Regions from separate parts of the Homo sapiens genome. Here region 2 is linked to region 1. Evidence: chromatin contacts called from ENCODE Hi-C or POLR2A ChIA-PET data. All regions are on one chromosome and are shown on one strand. The core of a region is the stretch at or near the end of the contact, and the rest is flanking DNA. Distances in the headings are between cores, read along the strand shown. Region 1 overlaps FTO (FTO alpha-ketoglutarate dependent dioxygenase). Region 2 overlaps FTO (FTO alpha-ketoglutarate dependent dioxygenase).

Region 1 (2,700 bases), core at 119-2,618:
TATTTACAACTATGATTTGGCAATTTACAATAAAAAATGATTTAAAAAAAAGAAACTACATTCTCTAAAGCTGGCTAAATCATGTTGAATAACAAGCACACAGCTATTCCTGTACTAATCCCTCTATATTAGTGACAATGGTCCAGGCTACACTGTGGTAATAAATAAACCCCCAAATCTCAGGGACTTAATGCAACAAAGGTCTTTGTCTTGCTCAAGTTACCTGTCTAATATGTTGATGGGGGAAGGGAATGGACTCTACTCCACTCAGTCCTTCCTGGATCAGCCCAATGGAGACCCCACCATCTGAAACACAAGGCCCCCAAAGTCACTGTGGCAGGGAAAGGGAAAGAATGCAAGTGGCACACTAGCTCCTAATGTCTTGACCAGGAAATAATACCCATCACTTCCACGTCATTGGCTAGAACTAATCACATGATCCTACCTAACTGCAAGGAAGCTGGGAACTGTAATCTTCCAGTGTGCTCAGAGGAAGATTACACTCCTCTAGAGGAAAACTTAGGAGTTGCATAGAGAAAACTGAAATGGATACAGGCTGCCAGAAACAACCTCACCAAGGCTGAATGCACTCACTGACCTCAGGGTTATACATTATGCAGTATGATTGCTAAGGTATAAGTATATAACCACCCAAGCATAAATAAATCCACGTTCACCATCCTTAGATTGCCCAGGCTGGTAAAGCCAGGTCATACCACATTCCTGACTTCAGAGCAACAGAAATGAACAACGGCCACTTAGTCATATCTGGGATCACATTATAGGGCTTATCCTTTAAGCAGTTTCAAGATTAGTCAAATCTTAGGTTTATCCAAAGCAACGGAACCCTCACCCAACACCACAAATGGCAAATATGCATTTAAGTGCATACCTGAGAACATGATGAGAAAATGGTAACTGATCACTTTGACAAAAGACCCTGACCATCCTCCTCTGGGATCCTATGCCTCTCCTATACACCCTACACTTTCTAGTTTATTTGAGGACATTGCACATAAAAATCTATCTTATCTTTGTGGACATACAATGCTTTTAAGGTGCTCAATAAACATTTCTTTATATGAATGAAACAATGAAGGAACTGAACCAATGCAATCACAGTGGAGCTGAATTCTGTCATTTTTATTTCCTCTTCTGTTAGAGTCTCTTTCATAGCAACGTTCTGGGGCTAAAAAGCTGGGACAGAGAGAGCTGCATGTTTCCCAGAAGAATTGCAGAAGGTATGTGGAGTGGGTAGCCAAGTTGGGCTTTGGCTCGCAATGCCCCAAGGACACTGACAAATAGCCCAATAATAACTCATCTGAGTCTCAGAAGTCATTCCTTAGAGCCGCCCTATAAAAGCCAAAGGGAATTATTCATTAGCAAGTGTGAATAACACTAGATACCACCAGCAGATTGCATTTGGCTTTGCTGAATTATTCATAAGCATTTGTGAGAAATGTACAATCCAAAGGGTGTTAAACCAAACCAGATTGTTTGGCAATATTTGCTTTCCTTTAAAAATATCTTTTTAAATCACCTCCAAGCTACAGTTCTTATGTTGAAAATCAGTTACCAATCTGGCAAAACAAGTAGGTAAAGAGTAGAAAGCCAAATAAGAAAGGGATATCAGTGATCTTATTTAATATTTATCATGATAATGACAGGCAGTAGACTGAACCAATGTTTGTTTACCTGTCCACATCCTCCCTTTTTTAGATGTTGTATGGTCAAAGACGGTAGGAGCTCTACAATGAGATTCATATATGGGGGGGGGGAAGAAAAGTCCTTAGAGTCCTGTCACAGAGCAGATGCAAATTTAATTACTTCACGTTAAGCTTTCCATCTTGTCTAGGTGTCCTTGGAAAGCAACTGTAAACAAGAAGCACTCGGCAATCAGGTGTCAGGGGCTCATTTGATCAGCTACGAAATATGTCACAAATCACTGGCAGGAAGTGAGTCAGGAAGGGGAACAAAGAGGTAGAAGTGACAGTGTAGGAGGCAGATCTTGTGGGTGTACCTGTTAGTGCTGGGGACTGCTCCCACTGCCAGCTCTGACTTCCCAGAGTAAGTGCCCCCTGCCTGACAAGGCTCTCTCATCTCACATTTGTTATACATTTTCCTATGGTCTGCAGAAATCACCACCACAACTGGGGAGTCAACTAGAGATACTAAGCACAGTTAAATTATTCGTGACTAAAGAAAACCTAGCATGAGCCGATTTATTTTTTCAAGGCAACCAGAGAAATTTGGAAATTAATGCAGAATCTAAATTTGGGTAAAAGAGAACACATCAGTCAGCAGTCTCAAAGAAAACCCTAGGCCTAGGTGCCTTCCCATCTTTTTAGTGTGTCTCTAATTGAAGAAGAAGAATGTTCCATTCTATGAGCTCCGAGTCTGAACCTAAGCTGTCAAATGCCCTGCAGTTTCTATGATAATGGGTGCTGCATTTGTAGGCAAGAGAAAGGAAGTGATCCCTGAGTGTATACAATTTGTAATTCTGCAAAGAGCCTGTAGCCTTCCTGAAGGGAGCCCACTTCCAGCTACTGCTCACTTCTACAAGACGACTGGAGAAAATGATGTCTGTACTTGCAACCAAACTATGGTTCCAGAAGTACTTTCTACTGAATTATTTCATAGGAATTTTAAATATATTGACTTAAGTCAAAACTCTGCCCACAACTATAATGAATTAACAAC
Region 2 (2,700 bases), core at 7-2,506, 35 kb before region 1:
TTCCACCACTGAATGTGGTGGGTGTGCTATATCTCACTTTCCTAACTTGCCTGTGGCCTAACTCTTGGCTCTGACCTTTCATGTTCACACAAATGGCTGTTTACATTTCATGAGTCATGTTACATTTACATAAAAAGGCAACCTGAAAATCATCTGCTATAAATGACAGAATCTGAAATAAAGATCCACTTATGTATTGTGGCATAACAGAAAGAACATGGTCTTTGTAATCAGCATTCAGTACAAATACCAGGAACTACTAGCATTTAGTAGCTGCGTAGCCTTGGGTAAGTTACTTTACCTCTCTGAACCCTGATTACTCAATTGGAAAAATAGGGATAATTATATCTCAGATTTTAATAATCAGCAAAGATTTAGTGAATGCCTACTATGTGCTAAGCACTGTTCTAAGCTCTAGGGGCACAGTTGGGAATGTGACACATAAGATTCTTTCCCTCATAAAGCTTATATTCCTGGTAGAAGAGACAGAAAAATAGCCAAATAAATAAGCTATAAAATATGCAATGATTTTAATAACATTACATTAAAATAGCAATATTTAACATTTTTTGATTATGTACAATGTGTCAGAAACCATAAAAGATGCTAAGTACTACCTTATTCAATTCTTACAATGGAGGGATATAATAATATTTCCATTTTATAAAGAAGAAGATGAAAGTCCTGAAAAGTTAAGTAACTTCTCCAAAATCACACAGCCAGTAAATGACGAGGCCATGATTGAAATCCAGACAGTCTAATAGCAGAAACTCACTCTGCACTGCATCAAGCGATTTAATGAAAATAAAATCTAGGCTGAATGTGGTGGCTCAGTGGCTCCTGCCTGTAATCCTAGCACTTTGGGAGGCCGAGGTGGGTGAATCACCTGAGGTCAGGAGTTCAAGACCAGCCTGACCAATATGGCAAAACCCCGTCTCTACAGGTGGGAAAATCGCTTGAACCCAGGAGGTGGTTACAGTGAGCCCAGATCATGCCACTGCACTCCAGCCTGGGCAACAAGAGCAAAACTCCATCTCAAACAAAAAGAAAGAAAGTAAAATCTAGTGATGCGGTAGAGGGAAACCGCTGTAGCTCAGCTGGTCAGGGAAGGCACATTGAGTGGGTGTCATTTTAGGCAAGACACAAATCACAAGAAGCCAGGCCCAGACTAAAGATCTGGGGAGAGAGTGTCCCAAGCAGGAAGAACAGCTGGTACAAAGGCCCTAAGGAAGAACCAGTCTGGTGGCTTCCAGGGACAGAAAGCAAGCCAGTGAGTCTGGAGCACAGTGAACGAGCAAGGACAGAGTGGCTGGTGAGCTCTCAGAGCTATAGAACCCAGGTTGTTCTGGTCTTGTCAGCCAGAGCAGGAGAAGGATCTCATTCTGTTTGTCATTAAGTCACTGAAGAGTCTTATAGGCAGTGAGGTGACATCACTTGATATATATTTTTAAAATAAATCCAACTTATGTCTGGAAAGTGGATTATGAGAGGGAGAAGACTGTTAAAACTTGAAGTAGGGAGGCCACATTGAGGGTGCAGAAGTCTGTGCAAGAAATGATGGTGGCTTGGCCTGTAGTAGTAGTGACAGAAGTGGAGAAAATTGTACAGGTTCAGGATATATCAGAAAATCACCATGAAGATTAGATGAGGGTGTCTAAAACACCTACTAGAGCATCTAACACACAGCAGGCATTTACAAGCGCTAGCTAGCTTCCATGGCTAGCATTAATTAATAAGAGGTTTGAGATAAAACTATAAATTAATGGATATAATGTGCATTATTCAGATGAGTTACACTAAAAGCTGACCCAGACTTTACCACTACACAATATATCCATGTAACAAAACTGCACTGGTACCCCTTACATTTATATAAATAAACAAACTCTAAATTGTACCCGAAATGAGTCTTCGGCATCTCTGCCCCAGTTTCTCCAAGGAAGCCCGTAGAAGTTTAGAGTAAATTGGGAGTGCACCAAATTCAAACCACAATAGAGAATTGATCTATTAAAGGAGCTGGACTGTTAAATTAAAACAGTTTCTGTGTGCCAAGCTGAAACACAAAGGGATCACTCTTCTTTAACAATAAAGACCAGTTAAGGGGAGACTCCAGTTACACAATCTCCTCCTCTTCACCGTAAGGCACTTAGATGGAATTTTTTTTTTAATAGAAAAGACAAACTCTTGAGTAAATGTAATAATTGTTGCAATGATGTGCCCCAACCACCCAAGAAGTTAAAAAAAGAAACTGGAAGATTGGGATTCTTCTATTACATGATCAGTTAATTGCTGCCTCAAGTCTAGGCTATATTCACACCAGCAAAGGGATGATGTTATTTGGGAGATCTGACAGCCAGTCAGGAAGCAGAAAGATTGCCTTCCAAATATAAATAAATAAACAAGCAAGCAAACAAACAAATAAAGCAATCAAAGGCTTACAAATGAGGCCAACTGACTCAAAGAATTTTCGCATGTTGCTCAAAATGGGTTCTTTTTTTAGAGAAGGCTTTCCTTAATGTCCCAAATAGGAGGTCCTATTACCTTCTCAGTCATCTCACAAACAACTGATCTCTGCGGCACTTGTCATTCATTATTTTTCTAACAGAAACAACAATTCAAAAAAAAAAAAAAAATCCACAATCACATTGATTTAGGTTAAACATTTATTATCACCAAAGGCAGGTTAAAAAAAAATCCTCC

What was found. A loop is a pair of places that touch in the nucleus more often than their neighbours do. ChIA-PET counts read pairs that join two places held with the same protein, here RNA polymerase II (POLR2A). Pooled maps may share reads with other maps.
Region 2: a loop to region 1 is called in a pooled map, with 2.6 times the contacts of the local background. The contact joins two enhancer-like sites. A Hi-C loop is called at or near these places in 3 of 50 pooled maps. POLR2A ChIA-PET finds 5 or more read pairs at or near these places in 5 of 52 experiments (BJ, MCF 10A, PC-9 and 2 more).

Annotation. Positions count from the first base shown.
Region 1 is chr16:53,743,904-53,746,603 of GRCh38, reverse strand. The region is part of intron 1 of FTO (FTO alpha-ketoglutarate dependent dioxygenase); the gene reads right to left. LOC124903691 (a long non-coding RNA gene) reads left to right here. Exons shown (of 3, transcript XR_007065070.1): 2 at 1,163-1,241. Among named protein-coding and RNA genes, the nearest start is that of FTO, 41 kb to the right of the region's middle. Within about 2 kb of position 1,368, at least 5 of the 41 ENCODE cell types and tissues checked have a DNase peak (open chromatin) inside an H3K27ac peak, as active enhancers do; they include PC-9, where a contact is called at or near this core.
Region 2 is chr16:53,778,792-53,781,491 of GRCh38, reverse strand. All of the region lies in intron 1 of FTO (FTO alpha-ketoglutarate dependent dioxygenase), which reads right to left. Among named protein-coding and RNA genes, the nearest start is that of FTO, 76 kb to the right of the region's middle. Within about 2 kb of position 1,256, at least 4 of the 41 ENCODE cell types and tissues checked have a DNase peak (open chromatin) inside an H3K27ac peak, as active enhancers do; they include PC-9, where a contact is called at or near this core.